Linked DNA regions of Homo sapiens: region 1 is linked to region 2. The links are chromatin loops, found by intact Hi-C in ENCODE. Cell type or tissue: gastrocnemius medialis. All regions are shown on one strand. Each heading gives the region's core, and the rest is flanking DNA. Links, peaks and the distances in the headings are about the cores only.

Region 1 (14,385 bases), core at 6,386-14,385, 66 kb before region 2:
ACACACATAACTGCTTTTAGGCAATAGCTTTTCTTCTTTACTAATTTCAAGTATAAAGTCCATGGTTAATTTGCTTCGAGTCTTGAAAAATTGAGAGTTCCTAAATGATTTTGACCATTTTCATTTTCATTTCATACATATTAGGAATTATTAAAGTCCTGTCAGAGTTTATACTGAACCTCTGACTTGATTTTATCCAGCTCATCAAAGCAAAATTGTCTTAGTAGCACTCTTTTGTAGCTGTTTAATATTTAATATTCAGTGGGCTCCTTAAGGTGAGTTCTTGAAGGCTTGTGAGTAGTTGAAGAGCTGTGAATGGTGGTTAACAAGCTATTATCATCTCCTTGAAAAGCATAACATGAAGCAGAGATTCAGGAAAATCTTAGACAGTGATTAGTCTATCTGACAGTGCATCAAAACTAAATTAGTTGGCCAAGCACGGTGGCTCACGCCTGTAATGCCAGTACTTTGAGAGGCCAAGGCAGGTGGGTCATTTGAGGTCAGGAGTTCGAGAACAGCCTGGCCAGCATGGTGAAGGCCTGTCTACTAAAAATACAAAAATTAGCTGGGTGTGGTTGTGCACGCCTGTAGTCCCAGCTACTTGGGAGGCTGAGCCAGGATAATTGCTCAAACCCGGGAGGTGGAGGTTGCAGTGAGCCAAGATTGCGCCACTACAATCCAGCCTTCCAGCCTGGGCAACAGAGTGAGATTCCATCTCAAAAAAAAAAAAAAAGGAAAAGAAACACCAACTAACTAAATTAGTTATATTTTCTGTCCTTCCTCTTCTTTATCCTTTTTCTTTTTCCATCTTTTGTTCTTCTCATCTCTGCACTGCTTATCTACTTGCTTCTTCTTTGTATTCTTCTCTTATCTCATTGAATTTCTTCCGTCTGCCTCATCTGATCATAACAGAAAGTGATAAGTTTGATAAAATGTATATTGTACTTACTAAAAACAATTTTAATTATTTATCAATTTAAAAATCAGTTGTTTAACCTTCTCTCTGTCTTTCCGTTTTCTCATCTAATTCCCAATAATGTTGCCTTTTAATTTCTGCTGCCTTGCGGATCAGCACCCTGGGATTTTTTTTTTGTATTTGTAAATTAAATATTGCGATGACAAGATATAATAATTTTATGTCACTTATTAGATTTTTAACCATAAATGCCGTAGGCATGCTATAATATGTATTCCTTACTTTTCTTTCTAGAACTAAATCTCCATACCCACTTCATCCGTGTTTTTGGCTTATGTATGGGATGCTAGAATGGCCTATCTCCATGTATTTTGTTGCATTTCTCCATTGCTTCTTGTGTTCTGGCGGGAATCTTGGTGATTCTTTTCAAGCACTACCTGAGCTCTGTGCCAATTGTTCCTCTTCTCCCAGGGTGTTGTGCTGCGTGGTCATGTCTCCACTTCCTTAGCCCTGTCCATTGACAGAACCTTGGGTTCTGTGATGGCTGCCTCTAAACCCTTGTGAAAGCGGGGAATATTCCTCCCCCTGCTGCTACAGTTGAGCACCGTGCTGGGTACCATGTTGCCCTCTACACTTGCTTTCAGTTGTTAAGGCTTCCCAAGCTTTGGCTGTGGCTCAGTGATCCTGCTGTCAAAACCCTGAAACTTTCCTAGCCTGGACACTCAGTGGTAGCAGCAGGTGTTGGGATTTCTCCAAGCCCCTAAGACTCTGGGAGGAAGAGAATGGCTGTTTGACATAGACCTCAGGAGTTTTCAAAGCACCAAGAAACCTCTCCAGAAGATATGTAAAGGTAAGATTCTGATTTCTCTAGGAAGCCGTTCTAGAAGCTAAAAACAAAACCCTGTAGCTATGGATTTAATATAAGTTAGTAGTTAAAGAATGTCCTTGGGAAACTCTGTGTTTGATCAAACCAAAATATGAGTCTTAGGGAACTATTTATTAAAAACTCTTATAGGAATTTTGTGTGAGATTCACATTAGTTTTATTTATATTAAATTTGGCATGGAACAGATTTTTAAATATTCAATTTTTTTTATTCGGACTCTGTGAAGCACTTTTTCACAATCTGCATTGTATATCTAGTAAGAGAAATCTTGTTGAGAATTAAAATGGTTAAAGATAAAATAGAAATTATTTTTTCAAATACCGATGTTTTATTTGCCTCTGTGTTAATATTTAAAACCAAAAACATTTAATGAATATATCTTCAAATTCTTCAAGCTGAAATTCTTAAATCCATAATTAATTCAAAAGGAATTAGAAGAGCAGTTCAAATCTTAGTTGGTAGTGCTAGGGATGCATTACTGTCCTTTGTCAAAAGTTACTGCTTAGTATTCTAACTATGGTGATTTCTTGCTTTATTTTTAGATTTTAAAGGGAAAAAAATTAAAATAAAAAAACTTTTTGGGAAAAAAATTCACTACATATGGATATAAATAACCTGAATGGAGGATACTTGTGGAGAGGTGGTAAGGGTGTGTGTGTGTATGATGGGTAGGGGAGAGAGATCAGCAGCATCTTAAGTTAACAATACAAAACACCTCTTCAGTGTTATGAGTTTGTGACAGCTGTTATTCAGTGCCCCCTTCCTTTTCTTTTTTTTCCCCCGCCTCTATTTTCAGGCAGTAATCTGTGAAGTGATATTAAGACACCTCTTCTAATATGAGATCATTGTTGGCCTTACTGTCAGTTTAGGTCTTCTTTTTTTCGCCCATTTGTTTTCTTTTCAATATTAACTTAATTCCTTAAATGGTTTCCCCTTGTTGAAATTAACGCTATTAGCTTACTACCACATTGGAGCCCTTTAATTTCAATGGCCAAAAATGCAACTTAATTTTTAAAAATGAAGGAAAATGTTTACTCATAGCTGAACAAAATGAAAAATATTGATCTTTGACAGTGTTTATTAAGGATGCTTTTTATTTTTAGTAAACTTTATTTTTATTGATATTTCATTTAACATAATTTCAGAGTAGCTCTGTGCTGTAAGATGAGCAAAAGAACAGATACCCTAAATCTCAAAGAGCTTTTTCTTTCGTGTTTTTCTTCTGAGTAGGGCATGAGGTTTCAGATTCCCCAGTGTTGACATCTATTATTTTCTACCTTGAGATTTTACCTATAGACACAGAAAGAGGAGATAAAAAGGCCAGGCATGGTTGCTCATCCCTGTAATCTCAGCAATTTGGGACGTCAAGACCAGAGGATTGCCTGAGGCTGTAAGACCAGCCTGGGCAATATAGCAAGACATTGTCTCTTCAAAGATAAAGAAACGAACAACAACAACAGTAAAAAACTGGGCATGGTAGCAGGCACCTGTAGTCCTAGTTACTCAGGAGACTGAGGCAGAAGTATTGCTTGAGCCCAGGAGGTCGAGGCTGCAGGCATCACTGCACCCCAGCCTGGGCAATAGAGTGAGACCTTGTCTCAAAAAGAAAAAGGGGAGATAATATCAACATGCAAAAACTGAACAATAGTAATCTCTTGTGGTGTATACTTGCCACCTCTGTAAGATTGTAATGACAATGACTGAGTTTTTTCCTGCCAAGTTCAGTTCCATTTTTTTTTTAAGTAAAATATCAGACTATGTGAATTTATAGACTTATTTCTCAGAGTATATTAAAAATAGTGGAAGTTGGGAGATTTTTAATTCTTCATGAGTCCAAGCTGAGACATAGCTACAACTGACAGGATCTGTTCACCATACATACTTCCAAGTTTGGAAACTATCAGCAGGCACCTGCAACTAAACCCACAAGCGTAAATGTTCCAGAGTGTTAGAATCTTATTCGCATAATACCTAGCAAGATCCCAGATGTAAACGGGAGAACTCAAATGTTCCTTTGGATTCCGTGATGGCTGAGAAGCATCCAGGCCTGCTAACTCACTGAAGAAGAATCCAGCAGAAGGGGACTGGACAGAACCTACTTTTGCATAACCACTGATCCCACCTAAAGCAGCCAGTGCTGCATAGACAAAGCCAAGCCAGTATAAAGGCACCTGTGGGCCAGGGTCCATCTGCATTGTTCTCTTCTAATTCTCTCCAGACAGGAGACTGCAGCAGGCCTGCACCTATACCACTTTCCTGAAGGTCTGGGTAAATTGATGAGGGGACACAAACTGTACGATGCTTATTTTTTAAAATGAAAAGATGTTTAACAAAGCATTTTATTCATATATGAAAACATTCAAGTTTATTCCCTCTAGACTTCAAAGTATAACTAAATGAAATGTTTTGAAGTGCATTAAAATGGGTAATTCTTTCATATATAAAAACAGAAAAGTGAAATTTTCATGCTTTTATTAACACTTATAGTGAGTTTATAATTTTTTAAAATGTGTGGCACAGTCTCAAGCTAGTGGTTAGCATTATTTGCAAGTTTGTCTATAGAGTGCATTTTGTCTTTTCTATTTCTAGAACTCTTAAATTCCCTTGGGACAAGAAATGAAACAAATATAAGAATGTAAATTATGAATTCTCTTTCTTGGAAGTTTAATTTTAAAAAATAGTTTAAGTACTTTTAGAGTGGGAATTTAGAACACTTAATTCACAAACAGTATGAAGTACTTAATCACTGAAAGTATTAGAAGTGAGTGTTAATTCTCAAAATAAGGTCTCAATCGCAGTCATAATTTCTATAAGAATTTCTGCCATCACTCTGTTCATAAGACTAGTACTGCTCAATTCCCATTGTTTCCTCTCTCCCTTCTGTTCTGTTCTGTTTTTGGAGAGCATGGGAGCTGTCCATACCGGTAGGCAATGAGGAGAATGTTTATAATTGAGATTGAGTAATGTCAAATATAAGCCTTTTATGATACGATTATTTCCTTTGTTGTAATAAATTTCTCAGCCTCATTAGGCATATCCATGTAGAAAATAAATTTAAAAATAAAGTGTGTACAGAGCAGCTAAAAGAGGTGGCAAATATAGGGATGAGCCCAGATAGTGACATTTTTGGTACTTTAAGGGACTGTTTCACTTCAAAAACAAAATATTCCTGTTTATTATTTTTAGGTGGAAATAAAAGCTCACTGAATCAGAATTATTCAAAATTAAAATGGTGTCTTTAGTTAATGGTAGTAATGTATGGATTACCTTTTACCTTCAGTCCCATTACAATGATTATTTTATTTATTTTTCACAAAAACACCTTGAGGTGTAGTTAGCATTATTTCACCTATACAAGTGAGGAAACTGATACCAAGAGAAACTTGGCCTCACAGCTGGACACAGGATTCAAACTCAGGAAGTGTGGCTCCAGAGTCCATCCATCCTTAGAGGTCCTTGTTAGTTGTAAATCTGGCAGTGAGTGCCAGTTCTCAAATCAGTCCTAACCCTTTTCATAGCCTGGTACCAGCAAGGGGATTCTGTCTGCACCTCCTTCCAACTCAATTTTGGGTTGCCATTCACTTGCTGGCTATTTGACCTATCCTCTCTCAGCAATAATCCCACCCTGTCTAAAATATGAATAATATTGTCTCCTTCTCAGGGTTTTTATGAAGATTTAATTTTACGAGACAGAGTATGCCAAGCACTTAGCACAATGGCTAGCATATAGAAAATAGCCAATAAATTATTGATGTTATTATGTAATGTTTCCAGGGTCACACAACTAGAAAAAGATTGAGTCAGAATTCAGGCCCAACTCTGTCTTACTGGGAAACTAAACAAAACACACACACACACACACACACACACACACACACTTTCCACAAACAACAGGACCTACAAAGCAAAACTCGTGCTCTTTCTGGATTATAACACTACCTCTCAACTCTAACCATAACTTTTAGATGAGTAAATAAGGATGTCATGTATGTGCTGAAGGGATAAGTAGCATAGTTTAGTGGCTTAGGGCAAACTTTCAAATTGAGGTTTCCATTGTGTGACAGCAGGCAAGTTAACCCCTCTGAGGTTCGTTAACTACACATATTAAACTAAAAACAGTATCAGTTGTATTGCATTATCATGGATAATAAATTTTAATACAATTAAAGAGCTCCAATAAATGTTGGCTTTTAGTAATTGATATAGATATAAATGTTTCTTTAAAAATATATTCACAAAATTGGGATGCATAGTTAGTGAAATCATAAACATGTAAAGTCTTAGAGATGGATATAATCTTAGTAGATGATCTTCCATTTTTGAACAGTCTGTATGCTTTCTCTGTCAAATCCATTTAACCTCTCTGAAAGGTCAGTGGAGAAAGGGGAAGAAGGCATCAGAGATCAGGACTGACCCAAATATGGGGTGGTTGTACCTCCAGAGATGTGGGCAAATTTTCTCAGTCTTGGCTTGATGTCAGTGACTAGCATTGGAAAACCAGATGGTGGAAATAACCCCTGTTAAGCAGATGATGGGATTATCAATCTTGTGTTCTTTCTCTTTTGAAGCAGAACCCAAACCAACGGTTGGGACTCCAGTCCTGAAGAGAGAGAGAGTTACCTGGACTGAGTTGAATGCCAGAGTTTAACCTTGAATGCTAGTCACAGCAGGGACTTCTTGAATTCTTGGAGCTCAAGTGTCTGGCCTGCCTTACTAGATTCTGAACACCTTGAGGTTGAGGATGTGTATCATAATATTTATTTGCAACTTTAGAACAGTGTCTGGGAAATAGTGGGCACCCAATGCATGTTTGATAATTAAATAAGAGCATAAGATCCAGAAACGGTACAGAAGATCTTGTTTAAGGATCCCAAGCCATCAAAGGGGTTAGAAATCGAGGCTGCAGTGCAGAAAGCATAGGATGTCCTGGGGATGGGGGTGGGTGCCATGGAGCTGAGGGTGCATAACATTTGTAATGACGGGTTTAGGAACTCAGTAAACTGAAACTGTCAGTGTAGCCTATTCAATAAATGTAGGAATAAAGTATTCCAAATTGTTTAAAAAATGTTGTAAGCAGATGACATATTTAAAGAATTGAAAGCCATTGGAATCCATTTATATTAGTTTTTCATACAGTGAAAAATAATATTTCTGGCACTAGAAACTCAATTTGGTACCAGAGACTTGAGGAAAAATGTATTTATAAATGTGTCATTGATATATTCCCTTATAAATAAGTTATTAAATAGGGTTTTATGTTTATAATATTATAAAATTGTAATTTGTATGTATGAACGTTAAGAACTTACATGGATGATGGGGGAAGTAAGAGTGGAAGTGTAAAAGATGACCTTTTTTTGGGGGGTGACTGGTATAACTTTGAGGTTTGTTTTTTAACTATAATTTTACTACTTGTTTGATATATGTTTCCCAGAAATATGGTGAAAACATCTTTCAGTCAGAATCTAAGTTAAAAAACATAAAACATAGTAAAAAGAACAAAGAGAATTAACTATGTTTGGTCTATTGAGACAACAAAAGAAAACACAAAGCACAAACTCATACTTTTTTTCGGACTATAACACTACCTCTCAGCCCTAACTGTGCCTTCTCTGATAAATCAGGATGCCGTGTGTACTAATGGGAGATGTAGCAAAGTTTAGTGGTTGCCACAAAGGTGATTTTAGGTAGTCCTAACAGGTATTGCAGTGATTTGGCGTGGTATATCAAAAGCCAGAGACACTGGTACCTTGTATTAAAACCCTGGATATTGTGTGCTGGCACCTGAAGGAAGGTTGTTTAGAAAACTTAAACTGAGAGTAAAACTCAAACCAAGTGTTTCCGTGAACATTTGTGTCTTCTTAATTTGAAAAAGGCCATGTATTAAACCAGTGCTCCTGTCAGTGTGGAACTTTCTGGTTTCTCAAGAAGAGTCTCTTAAATTAAGCACTAAGTTAATATTACACATTTAAACATTTTCGCTTTCGAAAACATACATTGTTGTGAAAGTAAAATATTAAATGTAGAGAGAAATTATCACTTACACGTGTACCTTATTTTGTAGACTATAGAGTCCATTTGTGCTATTATTATTTTCAGATGTGCCTGTAAAGTGGCTTCTTTTGCTGTTCTTTTCTTCCTGCTCTCTCTGTATACACAAATGTCCATACAGATGGAAAGGCACACAAAGACACACAGACACCCATGCTTTTGCTTTTACTGTAAAAGAGTCATACTAGAGTAGAAATTACGTGACATTAATTCTCTGTAATTCTCTATTTCTTTCCTTTCATGGCTATGTATGCCTGAATTGTATGTAGGTCTAGCATACCATTTGGGCATGAAAACGTTGTTTTACTTCACTTACCCTGGGAGACTTTTTTTTTTCCTAAATTCCTAATGCCTGTTTTTAATTTATTTTGGCAATTCACTGTGGGAGTTTTAATTAGGTAGTATGTTTGGGTTACTATTGAAGCAGTATGTATTAACTACCAAAAGTTAAACTCATCGTAAAACCCTTTACACATGAAATAACTTAGATACCTTGAGTACCAGCTTTTCTTTTCCCTGCCCTTATCCTGGATGTGTCCTTGGCAGTTTAATCTGCTTTATTTTACTCCTTTAAAAGCGTAAGATGGAATGGCTCAAATAAAATCAGTGGGATCTCTCCCTGAGGAGAATTTTGTCATCAGAAATAAAAGTGACAACACCAAGAGGGGAAGTGTTATAAATAAAGTGAGTAGTGTTTGGTAATCATCACCATTCTTGATTTCCTATGTGGAAATAGGACTTTGATATATGCATTTTTTAAAGCATCTTGCAATTTAAAAAATTACACATGGAACAAGCCAAATAAATATTTTTAAAATACTGTTTTTATTTAGAGAGAGAGACAGCTGTATAAACTGCTCTGTGTATGTGTAAAACATTGATAATACATTAGACATAATTTGCAGAAACTACTAATTTTCACATCATTTCCAAGTAGAACTGCAAAGGTACAGTACTGGTTTAGCTTTATGGTTAAAAGCATTGGCTCTAGAGCCAGATAACACAGGCTCAAACCCTAGTTCTGCCGTTTACTGGTTGTGTTACCTTGGGTAGGTTACTTGACCTTTTTGAGCTTCAGATTTCTAATCTTTATTTAATGAGTTTTAATAATAGAATAATAGGATTGCTTTGAGGATCAAATAAGTTAATAAACCACTTAGAACAGTGTTCAATAGGCTGGATTTTTGTTTGTTTGTTTGTTTGTTGCTATTCTTTTTGTGTTATGTTTTGTATCCAGCAGAAGTGGTTATTTAGCTTCCTATTTTATGAGGTAGGACTGATGGGAATTGACAGTCTTAGGAAAAAGTACAACTGTAAGTCAGTGGAAGTTTTTCCTAGTCAAGATGTCAAATGCCAGAGGTCGGATTCATGTGGCAGGATGGGGTCCAAACTGTACAAAAGCTTGGAGATGAATGAGGTGAGACAGCTAAGCTTAAGACAAAAAACAATGTGAAGTTATGTCCTTGGGCAGTGTTTGCAGTAGTATAGTGCCGCTTTGGAAAACTTAGAAGATGATCCTCAACTGTGTCCACTCAAAATAGATTGTGCATCTCAATGTCATAGAGTCAGAAATTTCTACCACTATCTGTTTAAATCATCGTTTATTTATATTCCTTAAATATTCATACCTTTCACATAAGTGAGATACATTATTTTTAAAAACGCAGTTTTCCTTCTTGATTTTTTCATATTGTCCCATTATTCTGAGAAGAGTTTATTTTATGAGAATTAAGTTATTATCTTACAGAATAAATCTGATTACTGACTAGATACAAGATAACCACATATTTTTCCTAGAATAATTTAATTCCAATTTTACTTATTTGTACCTTATATGACTTATTTTCAGGTTAGAAAAATGTGGTCCTACAGTTTTGTTTTGAAGTTTGCCTGGGCCATGTGAAGCCACCATTATCATTTACGTCAAAAATGAAGGTTATCTGTTGCCCAAGAGAAAAATACAGCATTCTCAATTTAAAACACTAAAATAGTGAGGGTTTCATAAGCTGTTTCAGTGATTTCTGACCTTGGGTTGGAAAGCTCTCATGTCTCAGTTACCTCAGTGGGTATAGTGACATTGTCCCAGTCTGCATTACCAAATTGTTTCAAATCACTTTAATTAAAAAAAAAAAAAAAAACCAGTCATGGTGACTCACGCTTGTAATTCCAGCACTTTGGGAGGCTGCAGTGGGAGGATCGCTTGAGTCCAGAAGGTGGAGACAAGCCTGGGCAACATAGTAAGACCCTGTCTCTACAAAAATTTTTTTAAAAATAAGAATAAATTATCTATATTGTAATTTCAAAGTTTAGGATTGAGAGATTGAGCTCATGCTTTTTAGTGTAATTATAATTTTGGAGCTATGCTGACATATTTGTAAACAAACGCTTAGTGAAAACTCATATAACAATAGAACAGCCAACTATACTGTATTAAGATTGCTACATGAGAAGAGTTCCCTTTAAAAAGGAAATTTCAACTCAGAGGAAAGTTTGATTTGTGTTCATTAGAGAACCAAAAATATTTAAAAATATTTTCCATGAGTTGAAAAGTAACATGAAAAAAATGGATTATTTTAAAAGCATTAATTGACACTTTAAAAAAATATATTTTTATAGAACCTCAAATTGAGTTAAAATTATACTTTTAGTCACTTTTAGGTTATAGTTTTCATATCAAATGTATTTTAAATTTAGGTTTTATGTCTTTTAAGTCTTCAAATAGGCCATTTTCTGCCTATTGCTCAAATATGTCGACCTTTATAGCATCAGGTCAGTTTACACTGAAAGCTTTCAATGTGTTTGGCATTTTTAATGGAAGTCAGGAGCTTTACAACAAAGAACACAGAAAATCATGTAAGAAGACAGTGTGAAAAAGCACTGGACTTGGAGTCAGTTATTTGGCTTCCTATGACAGGTCCCCATTTGATCACCATGTTACTCTGTGCGTGTCATGTTTTCTCGGAAGTATACCTGCCGCCATCTTGACTCCTTGGTTGAACAAATCTAATAAAGATAATGCACAGCACAGTACTTTTTGTAAACTGATACTCATCTCTGTGAAATAATTCATTTATCTGAAAAGCAATATAAATGCATGTTTAAAAATATACTGTGAAAGTCAATATTTTTATGAATTCTGCTCATGAATCCCACAACTGTATGTTGTTCTCATGAACAGTAAAATTGAAAATGTAATTATTGTTTTTATAAGGATAATTGGTAGTATAAATTTTAATCTATTTAGAATAACAGGTGGGTGAAAAGAATACAGACTTTTCCTCCAGGATGAGTCATAGATTTTAAAAATTAAGATGATATTTACCATTTAGTCTACAGTTTTGAGAATGATAGTTCTATTGCTTGAAAGAGTTAGATACCTTCCAAAAGAGAAAAGGAATGTAATGGGAGGAGAGATAGGCAACAGAAAACAAGCATCTGTCCCTTATGGAGAAAAATGTATTTTTAACAGATACTAGAGAATATAGAAGTTGCTATATCAACAAAAAATTTTTATTTGCTCAAACAGGTGGATAAGCCAATGTGTATTTACTGAATAAATGAGTATGTGCTAGTGGAAATCAATGAGTGAGTGAATAAGTGAACAAGTAAATGGATAAACTCAGTAGGTAACACATTATTCTTCCTGTTTATTATTTTTAGGAAACAATACTTATTTGAAAGTATTACAAAGAATTCACTTAAAGAACCCTGGTGAAATTCCTCATTTTCTCTTGTGGTAATAGGCAGTTGTTATAGTACAGTCATAATCTTTTGGTTGTAATTTATTATGTAGGTTGAATTACTCTACATTTACAGAGCTTTTGGGAATCAGGAGATGAGAAAACACAAATAATAAGCAAAAGGGCAGTTAGTACTATCCTAAAAATAAACATTGGCCCATGTAATCACATCCTAAATAAAATAAACTGAAGTGGGTTAAGAAAATTATAGCGGTTTAGAAGAATTTAGTGTGTTTTCTAGCCCCATTTTCATTTGATTTTGATAGTAATGATTATTAAAGGAAGACAGAGTACTTTGTACTTTTAACATTTAGCCGGCAGCAGCAATTGCAGCAATATCCAAAGTGTATTGAATGTCTTTGGTGTAGAAAAAGGCACTGGACTTGATATGATCATAGAAGGTTTTTAAGTGCTTGAGAAAAAGGTTGGGGAAGCAGGTGAAATATGAGATTAGGGCTTGTTGGAAGTCTTAGGACATTACAGAGAGCATAATAAGTCTTACTACCTCCTGGGAACAGAATGCATGGTTACAAAAATAAACTGAGGTGGAATTTGAAGAGAAGGGAAGAACTTTGGCTGACAGGGAAGCAAGATCAGGTTAGCAAAAATTCTGGCTATCAAGACCTCTCCTGGGGCCCATTCCCTAAGAATGTATCCCTTGTGCTAAATAGAGTATGTATGTACAGGCACACTGTACATGTTTGAAATACTTGAATAACAGTTCTTCAGGGATTACTGTGTAATTATTTGTATCTATTGCCTTTATCTTAGTGCTGATTTATGGGGCTAGATTTTGACTTAAGTTACCTACAATGTCTTGTTTCATAGTTTGAGAAAGTACATAAACAATATTGAAAAAACTAAACATCAGTGGTGTTATTTAGTGAATAGAACAGTTGGAAACATATCTTATTTTTAAAAGAATAGCTGAATGTGACATATCCATGGCATGTTAAAAAATGAAAAAAAATGGAAACTGACTTTGAACAGATTATTGAAATGCTAGTGTATAATTTTTCTGAGTTGCACTATAAAAAATTTTTACTCTTGCAACTAGAGGAAATCACTCAACTGGAAGTGCTGGATATAATTTCTGACTTATCCATTAGTCATCCTAATAATAAGAAAGTATTTAGTTCCTTTTTTTCATAGCGGTCCATCTTAAACAATAAAATTACATAGCCCACTCAAAGATATTTCAGGAAAATTGAGGTGTTGCTTTCAAAAAAGTATTAAAAAGTGGGCACAGTAAATTGTCTGTGTGTGTGTGTGTATGTGTGTATTTTAATGCTACTGTTTTTATCATTCATTTCTCATCATGTAGATAGGAAGGTTAGCAGAAAATTACCTTGAGATTTATAGTTGGGATGACTAGGCCTGGAGCATTGCCCTTTGCTAAGATAAGAAATATAGGTGTTAAAATTGATGTTTTCTCTTTCTTTTTAGGGAGAACATGTAATTGGTTTGGGAGGGTTGAATTTAAGGAAAAACATCTGAAACCCTCTTACACAGACTGATAGTGCTGTGATAGGAAGAAAATACCCAGAGAGAATGTACAGTAAGAAGAAGGAATCTAAAGACAAACCTTGGCGCATCTCTCTATAACCAGCAGTCAGAAAGGAGGGAAATCAAAAGAAAGTGTCAGAGAATGAGTAGGTTAATACATAGCAGGTAAATGAGGATGGTGCTTTGCCAAGGCAAAAGAGAAAAACATTCAGAAAGTAACTAGTTATTCTATAGAGAAGACAAGAAATGAGAAAAAAATCACTTTGGCTGTTAAAAGGACAGTAGTAATCTTTGAAAGCAGATGAGTAGAATTGGGAGAGAGGAGGTAGAATTCAGATTGTAAACCAGATTCCAAGAAGATGAGTCACTAGTAAATTGGGAGGTAATGCATGAGGCCTCAACACATGTAGACAACTCTATAAAGAAATTCAATAATAATAAGAGAAGTGGGAGTCAGCTGAAGGATTCAGCACAGAAGAGGTTGTTGTAGAGCAGTGAGGGTTATTCCACTGCAGAATAGTGGAAGCATGTCTTTTTCACTAAGGGAAGGGGCAGCCGTCAGTGGAGAGTGAAAGAATGAATGACAAATCGCTAAAATAGGGAAATATCAGAGAAGATGAGAAGGGATTAAGAAAAAGTGAGTTAGAGAGATTGGCCTTGAATGGAAGATTAACCAAAAACTTCCTGAGAGACAGAAATGAAGGTGCTTAGCCAGATTCCATTCCCTAATACTACCTGCATTTTGGTCATCCTTGTCATTTGGGTGGTTCCATGCCTTGGGTCCACACTCCTTTCTTTACTCTTTTTAAAAATATTTTATTTTAACTTTGACTTATAGACCCATCTCGATAGAATTTCATGAGGGCAGAGGACATGTTTTATCCATGCATGTGTTCTAATGTGTTTCGGTAACCCCCGAAGTCAGTGCTCTTAGGGGAAGAAGTTTCATAGCCCTGCCTATCGATCATAGTACAAGGCTGATGACTAATTAGCTACCTAGGTGAACCTCAAAAGCTGTTTCCAAAACAAGTCCTCAATTTCTAATGAATGGGGCAGATTATTATGTATCAGACTTTTTTTTTTCCTGTTTTTGGTTAATAAAGTTACTGCATAACAAAACATAACTTAGAGTTCAGAAGTGGATATATCCAAAGCCAGATAGAAGTTGTAACTATAATTCATTGTAATAAGTAGAAACATTTAACTGAAAAAAATGAAAAGACAAAAATTTGCAAGGCAAATAGTTGTTAAATGCCATGGTTTATACCACTATGTCAAACAAATGA
Region 2 (14,369 bases), core at 4,660-12,659:
ACTTTATTTGTAGGGATATGTGGGATCTAGCAGGTACAAATACAACAAATGCCTCATATAAATACTAAGTAATGATGTTATTATTCTCAAGCTGACTTAACCAAAATGTTTTTCCTCTCTGATTTCCTTTAGTTACTTTTATATTTCTCAATAAAGACTTGCCCCTTAAAACATACCATCCTATATTACTGTCTAACTTTATATCTTTAATTTTATGTGTTTGTATGTATGTTTACATATATATGTATGTATATATACACACACAAAGATATATAACTTTTTCATTATATAATAGTTTTTAAATTATTTTATATCTAAATATAATATATAACTATATATAATTAATTTTTCATTATTTGTGTTATATCCAAATTGAAGAGGCATGTCAGTGAAATATATAGATAATCCAAGAACCTCTTGCTTCACTAGGTTTCTTATTGAAGTAGATAATATGAAGCAATATTTTAACTTCTTTGGTGTTCCATTTCTTAAAAATATTGTTGATACTGTAAGACAGGTTCCTCTGAGGAAAAAAAAATGACAAGTAAATTGAAATTTACAAAAGCATCTAAATTTTTCCCATTACACTTTGGAAATGCTATGTGGATTAGTCTTCTCCAAATTCAGTTGCTTACATTATGAAATATCTTCTCCTTTGCAGAACTCAAAAGGGTTGAAGACTTCCATTTGGTTCTGACCTAGAGTCATCTGTTTCTAGTATTAGCAGTCAATGATTAAACAAAAGCAAAACAACTTACAGATGATCAAGTGGGATACACTTGGTACAAATACATATCCCTACAGTAATGATTAGGAGCACCTAGTTTGTAGTTAAACTGCCTGGGTTCAGTCACTTGTTTTGTCGTACTTAAGTATTCAGAAAAACTGAAATGTTACAAACAACCCTTCCCAGTAATACTGAGAGAGGATTAAGGGAATTAACATTGGTAAAGTTTTGAAAACAGTACCTGGAATATAGGAAGCACTATGTAAGTTTTATTATTCCTGTGTTATAATAAAAATATACCTTTTGGTTTTTAGTCAGTACTTCCTGAAGGGAAGGAGAGATTTAAAGTTGGAGCATTTTTGCTTTGTAAATGTACTAGGAACTAGTCTTAAACTATGTTTAAGCAGTCTGTAAAGAACTGCTTAAATAAGTCTTTCAAGAGATTGTTAGAAGAAAAATTGGATGCATTTGACTTAAGAAGTTTACCTCTGTTTTATCCCCAGGAAAGCTCTAGAAATTTAATAGAGACAGTCATACTGTAAATCCACCTAGTAATGGTACAATGATAAATTGGATAAATATTTATAACACATTTTGTGTTTCTCCACTGAAAGGCATGCTCTACACATAGAGCGCTAACATTTATTATGTAAATGTTAGGGCTTTTAACTATTAGCCAAGATTGAAAAGTGTCTGATTTGGATGTCATAAAACTTCAGAAGTATTTCAGCTACAAACAGTTTAGAAATCTGATTGTTGCTGTACTGAAAAAATAATGAAGCAATTTAAAAATAATAGAAACATAGTGATCTGCCATTTCCAGTTTCATGATGCTATAAAAAAAGCAGCCAACAAATGTTGGAGTGTTCAATGATGCTGGCACCTACCAAATGTCACTGGGCTTTCACAAGGTCATAGAGACTCTGGTTTGGCTCAGGGATGGTGGTCAGATCTGTCTTTGGAGCCTATGAAGACTATGGAATAGTGGCAGACAATAGGTGCAGTTAAGCCCTGCATAGCATTAACCTCAGCAGTGGTGATACACTTTTCTAAGATTCTCTGGGATAGAGGAGGCCATAGGTATGAAAAAAAAGTGAGACTTTCTTTTTACAGCATCCCATCACAAGCAACTCTAAATAGAAGAGCCTTATAGGCCCACTCTGAGGAGATTAAGATTTCTTCAGATGACTATCAGCTAAAATTGTGTGCTGAAATAACTGCTACTGCAACAGTTGTATGTGTATCTGATTTCTCACAGGCAAAAGCTGCTGGAGAAAAAAGTGGTATTTTTTGTCACAAGAATGTGTGTGTGATTTGTTGCCTTTTTCCCTTTCTCAGCCCTCTCAGTGGCAGCTACTTTGACTCTCATGCATTACATAATGTTCTGTAGAAGTGTAGAGTTTCAGTTATGCCATTTTCAAGATGATTAATGGGAATTGTGCAATTAAAGCTCTTAGGTTCTCTGGGGAAAAAAAAGTCATAGTATCCCAGTGTTTGAGTGGGGGTGTGTTGATATTGCGTCAATAGTGAGGATATTTTGGGATATCGTAAATGTCGCTATTGGTTTCAGTATCTGAGAATCTTCACCATTAAACTTAGGAGTGTTCTACAAAATAGTGCCTAGAACAGCTATTGAATACTCAAGAGGGCTGTTTAAGTAGCTAGAAAAGTCTAACCTAAAATCCCATTTGTGATTAGATTATGCACTGATGAAAAAATGTTTAATGCCGTTAAAAAGAATCTATTACATTATATTCTTTCAGGCCATGGTAAAGTTACAAATTTGAACTCAATAGGCTGTGTGTGTATTTGTATGTGTGTATTTTTCTTTCTTTTATTGGCAGTCTCAATAATTGTTAAGCCACTGTGTGTGTGTGTGTGTGTGTGTGTTTGTGTGAACTTTTCACAGGACCAGGAAAGGGGAAAAATCTACATTTGTTTTATATTGTGTTTCATTTGAAAACATGTTTTATATCTGTGGTAAAGTAATTGAAAGAAACTGGGATTATATCAGTGGAAATATGTTCTTTTTTTTTTTTTTTTTTTTTTTTTTAGTTTGTTTCACTGGTACGAAAAAAATCTCCCAGCTCTTGTGGTTGAATTGAGCTCCATGCATTTGCTGTTACGCTGATTGGGTGAATAAATAGCAATTTACATCTAGAAAGTTAAGCTTTAAATATTGATTAGGATTGCTATATCTACCTTAATTTAGAAGACTAGAGATTGCTTGCCTAGCAAAATAAGAGAATTGCCTCATTTTTTCACCTTCTGTGGGGATGCTAGGCATTTGTTGCTGGTGTTACCTGAAAGACCAATGAAGAAATCAAAACAGTAGAAGTTGTGTTTGATTTAAAGAATAGTTTCTTGCCTTTAAAGATGGTAAAACTATGAAATAAGTACAAGGGTGCTATGATACTAAACACAGACAATTATGTAATAAAAAAATCCTATTTACTTATTTAGGTTAAAGAGTCATGAATATTTGAGAATTTAAACATTAATAGAAAAATTAGTGTTACTACAATAGCAAAGACATGGAATTAACCCAAATGCCCATCAATGATAGACTGGATAGAGAAAATGTGATATCCCTACACCATGGAATACTATGCAGCCATAAAAAGAAACATAGTTACATCCTTTGCAGGGACATGAATGGAGCTGGAAGGCATTTTCCTCAGCAAACTAATGTAGAAACAGAAAAACAAACACCACATGTTCCCACTTATAAGTGGGAGCTGAACAATGAGAACACCTGGACACGAGGGGAACAACATACACTGGAGTTTGTTGGGGAGGGCGAGGCAAGAGATTGAGGGGGATTGGGATAGCAGTAGGAAAAATAGTGCATGCTGGGGTTAATACCTAGGTGATGGATTGATAGGTGCGGCAAACCATTCACTGTGGCACATGTTTTCCTATGTAACAAACCTTCACATCCTGCACAGGTACCCCAGAACTTAAAACAAAAAACAATAGTGTTAATATGAAAATATATTTCCTCCATAGTTTAACATATGATTTAAACATAGTAGATACATAATATTTACTTATTAACAGGATATATACTATGTATATTTACTCTGTGGTATAGTATACTACTTGTAAAACAAATAACAGCATCAAAACAGTGAAATCTCCCTAGAGACTTTTCAAAGAAAAAAATGAATGTAATGTATCTGTTATAACTACTCTAAAAATTTTAGGCTTTATTTTATAGTGCTATAAAAGCTCTTAAGAGTTTATTCAAATAAAACATGAAATATAAATTATGTCATATATCCTAAGTTTTGAATTTGTAACACAAGCAAAATCTGTTTGTAATACATATGCTGCTGTTAGAAATAGGTGCATAATTGGGGTGAGTATATAAGTGTGTATTTATGCATAATTATACACTGTTATATTTGGTATTATGATAACTATTGTTATAACTGGTTATGATAAAATCTGGTATACTAGATACTGGTATAACTGGTATTTTGTTATGATATCCCAGGCAGATGAATACAGCCCCCCACTAAATTCCATGAGGTGTAAAGTGGCGGTTGGCTCTCAACAAAGGGTGATGCTGTCCTCCCTCCTCCCCGCCAAGACATGTCTCAATATCTGGAGACATTTTGGTTTATCAGAACTGAGGGTAGGGGTAATATAGGCATTTAGTGGTTGTAAGTTAAGGATGCTGCTAAACATAGTACAATGCACAGGACAACTCCCACAACAAAAATATATCTAGCCCAAAATGTCAGTAGTGCTGAGGTTGAGAAATTGTGAACATCTTTTTAGGATGTATGTGCTCTTGTAAGCTAACCCAAGTCCTTTACGGAAACAAGTGAGTTATCAGGAAATATACATTTAAGAGCAACAATATACTTCGTGTTAGATGCAGTTATTTTCAGTACTTGCAAAAGCCAGTAAACTGTGATTCTTAGAGTGAATCAAACTCATATCTACCAAATGAAAACATAACCCTGAAGTATATATGTGTGCATGCATATTTATATTTGTATGTATGTGAAGTATAATTTTCTCTTAAAATCATTCACCTTATAAGCTGCCATAAATTTTCTAACACTAGATACTTGTAATTTTTAAATAAATATTTTATATACGTGTATGTGTTTGTGTGTGTGTGTTTATTCACCCAGGCATTAGAATTGATAACTAAAAAGCATGGCAGAGCCATAAAAAACATTTTTTGCAAGTGTGAAATAATATGGCTTGACTGCCAATGTTACTATTTTTGGCAAAAATTTTCTGAAATATTTGTATCATCTTAGCTGAAAAAAAAAAAAATGGTAAGAATTTTCAATAGCTAACTACCAAACTTGTTAGCCAGAGTTTCTGGGCAATATCTGAGCAATGAATACCCAGAAAGTGCTCCAAAAACATTTGCATATATCAGCTATCCCAAAAGGAAATCTTGGTTTTAACAATTTAAATAAATAATTATAGCTTGAACAGTCTTACCAGAAAACCATAATGAAAATTTGAAAAGACTTATGAATATAAGCTAGTAGCCCTGTACTTTTCCCATTGCTCCTTTATTTCCAGAGTCTACTTAAATAGAACTTGGTAATTGTAATCCTGCCACATAGTTACCATTTGGCTGCTTAATAACATGTGTCTTTAGACTCTGACTCCACAAATCACAGTATTCCTTTTAAGTAGAAGAAATATAATTAAAAATGGAAAATTAGTTTTCATTTGGGATTTTGATATTTTTTGCTTTATTAAGTCCAACCAACTTCTAATCGTTTTGTTTTCAATTAGCTAGTTTGTAATTGCATTGCACATAGCTAGAAAATAGCTTTCTCATATTTCTAACTTACCATCTCTAGTTTCATTTAGTTTTATTCTTATTTTGATTGGCTATTAATTACCTAGCTTCCATTATATAATTTATATCTTACTATATATATCACATATGCAGTTTATATATATACTATATTTGTACATATGTAATGTAAAGGTATACTGTATTAAACTGTAATGTTTATAAATGAATCATACATTTATTTGGAGGATTAAACACTTAATCTAAATGTATATTTTCCCTTATTATAGCCACAAAAAAATTATAGCAGTTTGAAAGACTAATGAGATAATTCTTAAATTCACAATCGAACAACTTACAACTTCAGAAATTACTCGATGAATTTATTGAATGACTGTTATTGGTCTCATACAGGTTTTTAAGACTACAAGGGGGAAATTTTGCCTTTTTTGGACAGATTACTTTTAATTGAAAAGTACAGAAAAAATATTACAAAAAATGAACTTGGTGTAGACCAATATTTTATTAATTTTCCTTCTTTCCCTTAAAATATATACTGCATATATTGCAATGATGTCTTTGGAATCTTTGTTGGATTAATTCTATTTTAAAAGCCTCCTTGAATGGAGCCTAAGGGATCTATTAGGCTGGGGCAAAAGTTTTGCCATTAATGGCAAAAACCTCAATTACTTTTCCCCAACCTAATACTATGTAGGCTCTATAGAGTGGCCTGCTAGTCAGCAGGACAGCTCTCCAAAAGTAAGATTTCAGTGTAATCAACAAAAGCAAGGCACAGAAACGTAACGTTGTAAAAAATGTGTTACAATGAGACTTTTTCTTGGTGTATGTGGCAAATACACATTGATTAAGAGCCAAGCTTTTATTACATTATTGATGACTGATATGCATTGTCACTGGGTTTTGCTACCTGTATTATTTTTAGAGCGTTTAACAGATACGCTGCTAAATTGAGCAACTGCTGCTTGTTATTAGCTTGAGAACTTAGAAGAGGAAAGTAACTAATATTTATTGGCTGCCTATTACGACAGGTGCCATTTGTGAGGATGGCCTGTAGTCTTACTAATCTTCATACATCACCAATGAGATGTTATTGTTACTATTATATAGAAAAGATGTGACCACTCAGAGAATTTCACTAACTTCCACAAGGTCACACAGCAAATAAGTAACATAGCTACAATTTGAACAAAGCTCTATTTGATAAAATTATACAGTTATCTCAATAGTTGGAGCTACCTGTACCTATCAAAACTGAAGATGGCTGGTCATGGTGGCTCACACCTATAATCCCAGCACTTTGGGAGGCCAAGATGGGTGGATCATGAGGTCAGGAGATCGAGACCATCCTGGCTAACATGGTGAAACCCCATCTGTACTAAAAATACAAAAATTAGCCGGGTGTGTTGGCGGGCACCTGTAGTCCCAGCTACTCGGGAGGCTGAGAAAGGAGAATGGTGTGAACCCAGGAGGCGGAGCTTGCAGTGAGCCCAGATCGCGCCACTGCACTCCAGCCTGAGCGACAGAGCAAGACTCCGTCTCAAAAACAAAACAAAACAAAAAAAACTGAAGACATATTTATATTTATATTTCGCATTAACCTAGCAGCCCAATTTAATGTATCTTGAAGTGAAATCTCTAAATGATTTAGAGTAGTAGCTCCAATATAAAAGTCTGTATATGTGAACTTTAGATACCGATGAATTTCTGTTTTTAGACTTTTAAAATGTAATGTCATTGTATAGATTTTATGATGCCAGAAACATTGAATGTCTATACAAATCTCCTTTCGTACCTGGTGAAACTTACAAACCTGCTTCTGTTTCCTTTTTTTCTTTTATGTGGCTAGCTTTATCATGTATTTAAATGACTGACCTCTTAATGAAAGCATCATTAGGTCAGTACAACTCAGAACCAAGATTTGGTATCATATTTAGTTTTTTCTATTATCTCCATTGTCTCTAGAATAGAGTTAGAGTAGAATTCATCTTGAGGCATTTAGTAAGAAATGAACATTCATTCATTCTGTGAATGTTTATTGAGGTGTGATGCTACTAAGGGCTCAGAGATGGATGAAGCTGGCAACATACCAACATAGTATTTACCTTAACTCTCAAAGGAAGGTATGTTCCTGGTGGTTTTAGGCAATTCTAATGGAGGATGTATATTCTAACTTATTTTTGACCTTTTTCCTTTGTCAAACTATAATCATTCAGCAGCAGAATCAGTATTAAACATGTTTTAAACTTCCTAAGAAGCAAAGTGTATCTAATATCATTTGCAGACATTATTCTCTTATTTTTTCCACACATGTCAAATGAAAATTTATCTGGCTTTGCACAATTGTATTTTGTAGTGTTTTCTGCTATATCAGAATCACCTGGAATGCTTGTTAAAATGTTAATTTCTGGGCCCTCAAACCTGTGGTCACAGCTCTCTGTGGGAGAGTCTTGGTAGTCTGTATACGTTCTCACCAAATATCAGTTGATTCTTAGGAACACAGCTTTTTGAAAATGAAGGGCTCAACACAGTCAAATCAAGCTGAGCATAGAAAGGTACCATAGATAAAAAATGTAGGAGAACAGCATTTTTCCTGAGTAGATGTCATATATTCAGAATGAAAATCAAAAGTCTGAGCGTCTTGTAAAAGTTTTGAGATGCACTGATGCAGAATATACGTATACCAAACACACGTGATTTCTCTCTGTTATTTCAGTCCAGGCTATGTTCATTGGCAGGATGGTCTGGGTGGTGTGTATTCAAGGAAGGTACTGGAATGAAGTGCTTAGGAAGACCACAGTTAGTGTTGGAAGGTCTGGTTCATGGCCCAGGGCTATCTATCTACTATTTACAGAACTATAGAAACCGATGTGAGTGAATTGATGGGAAGTGAATTCTCGTGGTGACCATAACCCCTCTCACCTGCATTTAAAGAAATCCAGTTTTAGTAAGAACTATGATGCGGAGATACTGAGAACAAGAATTTCTGTTGCAGCCAAATTATTCTTTGTATTGAAAAAGCAGGCTTTTTCTAGGAGACTTCAACTAAATATCCCTGAAATTAGACCATATGCTATCCAGGAATTTATTTATTTTTGCCAGTCCTACTCTGTGGTTTATCTTGCGAGTCTAAGGTTGTTTTTGGTTGTTTTGTATCAAGACACTTTTAAGCTAATAACATGCTCATGATCCCAACCTACATCAAGCATGGTGATTTTATATGGAATAAGTTTAATATATATGTTACTTCGTGAGCATACCAATAGCCATAACTAAAAGATGTTTAAAAAATCATCTTCATACCAATGTTTTGTTTTTCTTTTGTTTGATACACAAATTAAATTGTGGTGGCAGTGATACACGTTTTCTAATAATTCAGTACTAGATAGAGAGCCTGAGGCTTACAGAAGTTAGCTCCTTATGCAGTTCATGCATTTGATGAGTAAGAGAGCTAGGCCTCTGTCCCAGCTCATGAGACCTGTAAGGTCTCTGCTATCCACTGTCCCCTGCTGCCTACTGATTTCAAGTATTACATGAAGCTTGTAAAAATAACAAGCAGTATCCTATGATTCTAGCCTAGTGTAGAGACATTCCTAAAAACCTCATACAAAAGGAGCCAAAACCGATCATTTAAATTAGAATTATGACAGATTTTATCATAAGTATAAGCATCAGAGTCAATTTATAGCATAAAGTTCAATTATACTAAATTGGTGTTTTTAGAATGTGAATGATGGCTTCAATTAATCTTTCTTTTATTCTACTGCTTGTAAACAGTTTTAATTAGATTTATTGGTGAAAGAAGTTGTCAAGGTGGTTGATGAGATCTGCTACTATTGATATGATTTGAAAATATGTTGAAATAATATGGGTAGAGTGCCTCACACCATATTACATATTATAGGCTTTAATGAATATTTTATTAAAAAGAATTATCCAAAAGGAAGGTATATTTGTACTTATGATTTTATAGTAACTTCTTTTTTTTGAGATGAGCTCTCACTATGTTGCCCAGGCTGGTCTCAAACTCGTGTGCTCAGGAGATCTCTTGCCTCAGCCTCCCAAAGTGCTAAGATTACTAAACATGTATGATTTATCTCCATTATTTCAGTCCAGGCTATGTTCGTTGGTAGGATGGTCTGGATGGTATATATTCAAGGAAGGTACTAGAATGAAGTGCTTAGGACAGAGTACAGAGGTAGTGCACCGCCATTCCTGGCTTATAGCAACTTAGTTTCTCCATTTTTTAAATTTTTTGGAGGGTAAATATATCCATTTCTTATTGTTTCATAGATTTTGTAAAATGGAGAAGACTAGATTTATCTTTGAAAAGTTAAAGGCCACATTTTTCACCAGTATTTCATTATACTTATTAATCTCTATATACAGTGGGAACACATGGGAGTTTTCTTCTTTTCAATTGTAAATTCCTAATACATGGACTGGTAAAGCCTAGTAGTAATTTTAATTTTATTTGTTATTAGATACTTATAAAGGTGTTTTACTGAAGATACAATGTGCCTTGAGTCCTCTAAGTTCATTTCCTAAGATTTCAGTACAAGTAAAAATAAAATATAAAACTTGGATTCTTAAATCATTAAATTTAACCAGGAAGATATTATGACAGAAGCCTGATATTCTTTGTTTGATATTCTATGTTTTAGTATTACCCTAGCAGTTTGTAGATTTTTAAACTTGAATCTGGAAATGTTAATGCTAATATTATTAAAATAATTGAAACTCTTTAAGCTTTTAAACTTCTTTAAATGTCTCAACCTCTCATATTGATAGTACATTCTGGTGAATTCATTACTTGTTCTAAATGTATGATCAAATGATATGGACAATGCATTGTGTGAAAAACCAATGATACATTCAAGTGGGTGGTTTGCATTATATTTTTTTCATAATTTGCTGATTTTATTCTTTTCTAAGATGATGTTTGCTGCTTTTGTTTCTCTAGGGCCGTTGCTCCAGGGAGAACTGCAAATATCTTCATCCACCCCCACATTTAAAAACGCAGTTGGAGATAAATGGACGCAATAACTTGATTCAGCAGAAGAACATGGCCATGTTGGCCCAGCAAATGCAACTAGCCAATGCCATGATGCCTGGTGCCCCATTACAACCCGTGGTAAGCATGTTTTCAGTCTTCACTCATTAAGTTTTTGATTCAAAGTGCTCAGTTGTAGTACTAAAGTGATTATTGCACCGGATCAAATGAACACAGGCAACAATTTCAGTTGCCTTACCATTTTCTAGCAAAATTAAGTATCAGTCAAATGCTGGAACAATTTATACTTTGTGTAGGCACTCATTTTCTGGCTAAATCATGTGGACATTTACATTATAGCATTTTTTTTCCTCTAAATTTTTCTTCAAAATAAATCCCAAGACTGGCAGATGTTAAAATGCTCTGTGTTACAATGATCATCTAACTCACCGGTATAGTCAATATACATTTTCAGCCACCTTCAGAGGTAATAATGATATTTAAAATTGGTATGTATAGTCTTTAATTTTGAGAATAGTTCTCCCTTTCCTCCCTCCTTGAAAAGAATGTGTATAGTTCTTTTTCTTGAAAAGGTACCTTTCTTGTTCTTCTATAATTTAAGTTGAAATTATTTCATAGCTACAAATGCTAGGAAAATTCTGACAGTAGTAAATCAATATCATAGACTTGGAGGTCTCATTAAAGAAGAATTAATCAGGGTAGGCTGAAACTCTGAGGGCTTAAAGAGCTAAAGTTGAAAAACTGGGTGGTCATAGATATTTAGTATTTGCTGAGCAGTATATGTGGGTGACTCTTGCTTTGAAACACACATTTCTATTTAACTGTTTGGATTTCTGGAGTATGTGTGTAATAAATGACTTTAATAATCTCTATTCATATTTATTCATCAAAATGTGAAAGATTATTATAAGAATTAGTGTTAGGTTGAAAAAGGTGCTTTGACGTTAATTGTGATATAGTAATTCTACATTTAAATTCAAATGCATGTTGAAATTTGCAATTATCAGAATATATCTGTCAGTAATTTATGTCACTAGCTTATATGCAGTATCGTGGGGTCATGGGAATGTGAAGACCCATGTTTTTCTGCTATGCTAACTGTAGCATGTGTGCTGTTTTTTTTCCGAATACATTCTAAAACCTGAACTCAATGTAATTATTATTCTCTTTTAGAACTTTATGCAACAATCATTTCAAAAAAGAGTGGGGGATTGCATTTCAAGGTGGGAGGATCTCCACATTACATGGGCAGTGATACCAGTTATCAGTTCTATACAGTTGAAGTGAGAGAATATAATTAATTATGTGTCTGTTTTAACCTGATCTGGTTTTTTCCCCTATGATTGTAGGCTCAGTTAAAAATGTGATAGCTTAAAGTTATTTTTGTGACATCTACTAATTTCACATGGCTGTATTAGGATAGCATGAAGATTTCCATTTGGTTAAAAAAATTAGCTATAATAATTCTCTAACAGAACATGTAGGACAAAAGTCTCATTTGCACTTGGCTCTCACATACAGTTTCAAAGATCAGACAAGTCTTTAGGGTGGCTACCACCTTAGCTCCTCTAAGGCCTATCCTTGATGTGAAGATACTTTGTTCTACTTAAACATTTAAAGCATGCTTACCACCAGGCTGTACCCTCTCTGTGACTGGGAGCACCTTTGAGATCAGCAAGTGTGTTCCCAGATGGAAGAGAACACTGGCCACCACATTTCCTGACCTAGCCCTTGAGTCTTACTCTGAAGGCCATTCTAGGATGTCGTGTGTGCAATCCTGGGACAAACTGTAAACAATATTTATGCCCTTTGAAATACTAGTAACAAATATATTGTTCGTGAAATCACTAAATCACAGATTTCTGAAACCATGAGAACAATCATCACATTTTCTGATGCTTTTGTTAGAAAATTCTCTGCTTAGACAAAGAAATTATTTTTATTAGTTGTGAGCATATTCAGGCTTTATGTTAATTTTTCCTCATATGACTAGATTTGAATGTGGAATTACCCTTCTGCTAAAGGTATCCTGAGATCATTGTCTAAAAATATACTTTATTCAGAGTGATGACTTTGTAATAAGTACAGAAATCATTTTAATTATTCAATTTTAAGGCATTTGGGACTTTAATGACTGTAGAGAAAGCTTTAGTACAGGAAATTTGCCTTCAAAACCTCACCTGAGACTTTTTTATCCTTTTTGTAGTCAGCCCTGTTTTGATGAGGGTAATGACATGGAGATTCAGAAATGAATGGAATGGTCATAATCAGCTGCTTACTGGGAGTTTAATGTGGGCCTTACAAATAGGGATTGTAACAGGACTAGAGGAAGCCAGGTGACTAATGTGGAAAAGGGTTGCCACTCAGAGAGAATGGCCACTACTTACAGATGAGTGTTTGAAGACATGGCATTAACTTGGATCCAACCCAGGTAGTAGTCATATCAAAGAAGATAAATACTATGAGCAGTTCCATACCATCAGCAGTATTCAGAGTATCTGAGCAGTGACAAGACTTTTAGTCAAGTAGGTGACAGCATCTAACTTCTCTAGGGCCAGTTTAGCTCCCAAACCTTGGAGGAGCAGGAAGGAGAGAGGGAGACAGCAAGGTCTAAGCAAACTTGGAAGCATCTAGTATTATGCCTGGCATATAGCAGAGATCAATAATTACTTGATGAGTGAAAGAACAAATGAAGGAAGGAGTTTCCGAAACACCAGAAAAACAGGCAGAGATTCATAGTAGTTTACCTGCTCCATAGTTCAAAGGAATCATAACCAGCACCCAGAACACAAGCCCAGTTACAGAGGCTGCAACATAGAATGGGGCATAGAAGTGGACACATATCAGCAGATTATTAGCAAAGGCAGCTAGAGGCTTGATGGCTACAAGAAATATGCCACTAAGCTTGGGTTATTATGCAACCAAGTTTGGGTTCTCATTTTCTCATAAATTGTGAGTGACGAGGTCTATACATTTAATATCTTCAGAGCACAACACTGGGCTAACTTGGGGAATGCAGGGATCTGTAGGAAGGTTTCCCATTTTTATACACTTTGTGAGCTTCTATTGAAATGTACCAAGCCAAGAATCAGAAACCGGACTTAAAATTTTTGAGACAAATACAATACATTAGGGGCATTTACTGCACTTGGCACTTTTTGTATATTAAATCCTCACAAACCATCCTTTAAAGTAGTAATGTTACCCTAAATTTAGAGATAGACTGAGAAGTTCAGAAGGGTTAAGAAGTTTGCTCAGGTTACACAGCTAGTGAGTAGCAAGGCTAGGATTTTAACCACCTTGTTCTGCTTTTGGCACTCATGATGTGGAAGCACCTAATTGGAGACACACCACTGGCCAACTCAGGGTCCTTGGTTGATTCATTAAGATCTCTAACCTAGCTGGGTGTGCTGGCTTACACCTGTAATCCCAGCACTTTGGGAGGCTGAGGCAGGAGGGTCACTTGAGGCCAGGAGTTCAAGACCAACCTGGGCAACATAGCAAGACACCAACTTAGGAAGCTAAGGCAGGAGAATCACTTGAGCCCAGGAGGTTGAGGCTGCAGTGAGTTTTGATCAAACCACTGCACTCCAATGTGGGTGTCAGAATAAGACCCTGTCTCTAAAAAAAAAAAAAAAAAGAGAGAGAGAGAGAGAGATCTCTGACCTTCCTCAACAAATGGTGAAAAGTTTGGAATATATTACCTACAAGGTCTTAACAATCTTTTTTTTTTTTTTTTTTTTGAGACAGAATCTCACTCTGTTGCCCAGGCTGGAGTGCAGTGGTGTGATCTCAGCTCACTGCAAGCTCCGCCTCCCAAGTTCACACCGTTC

What was found. Hi-C counts contacts between places; a loop is a spot of excess contacts. Peaks named below come from ENCODE experiments on the same cell type or tissue, not always from the same donor. Only the 100,000 strongest peaks of a DNase experiment are listed, where the experiment ranks them.
Region 1: a loop joins it to region 2, with 2.1 times the contacts of the local background. A loop is called at or near these places in 3 of 110 quality-filtered maps.

The regions. Positions count from the first base shown.
Region 1 is chr3:152,336,908-152,351,292 of GRCh38, forward strand. The region is part of intron 2 of MBNL1 (muscleblind like splicing regulator 1); the gene reads left to right. It also overlaps the pseudogene TMEM14EP. Among named protein-coding and RNA genes, the nearest start is that of MBNL1-AS1, 74 kb to the left of the region's middle. In gastrocnemius medialis, for the core only: no CTCF peak of the experiment used is centred there; no DNase peak of the experiment used is centred there; H3K4me3 peaks cover 1,952 bases; H3K27ac peaks cover 8,000 bases.
Region 2 is chr3:152,404,456-152,418,824 of GRCh38, forward strand. It overlaps MBNL1 (muscleblind like splicing regulator 1), which reads left to right. Exons shown (of 10, transcript NM_021038.5): 3 at 10,486-10,656. Among named protein-coding and RNA genes, the nearest start is that of MBNL1-AS1, 140 kb to the left of the region's middle. In gastrocnemius medialis, for the core only: no CTCF peak of the experiment used is centred there; a DNase peak (open chromatin) is centred at 9,006; H3K4me3 peaks cover 1,051 bases; H3K27ac peaks cover 8,000 bases.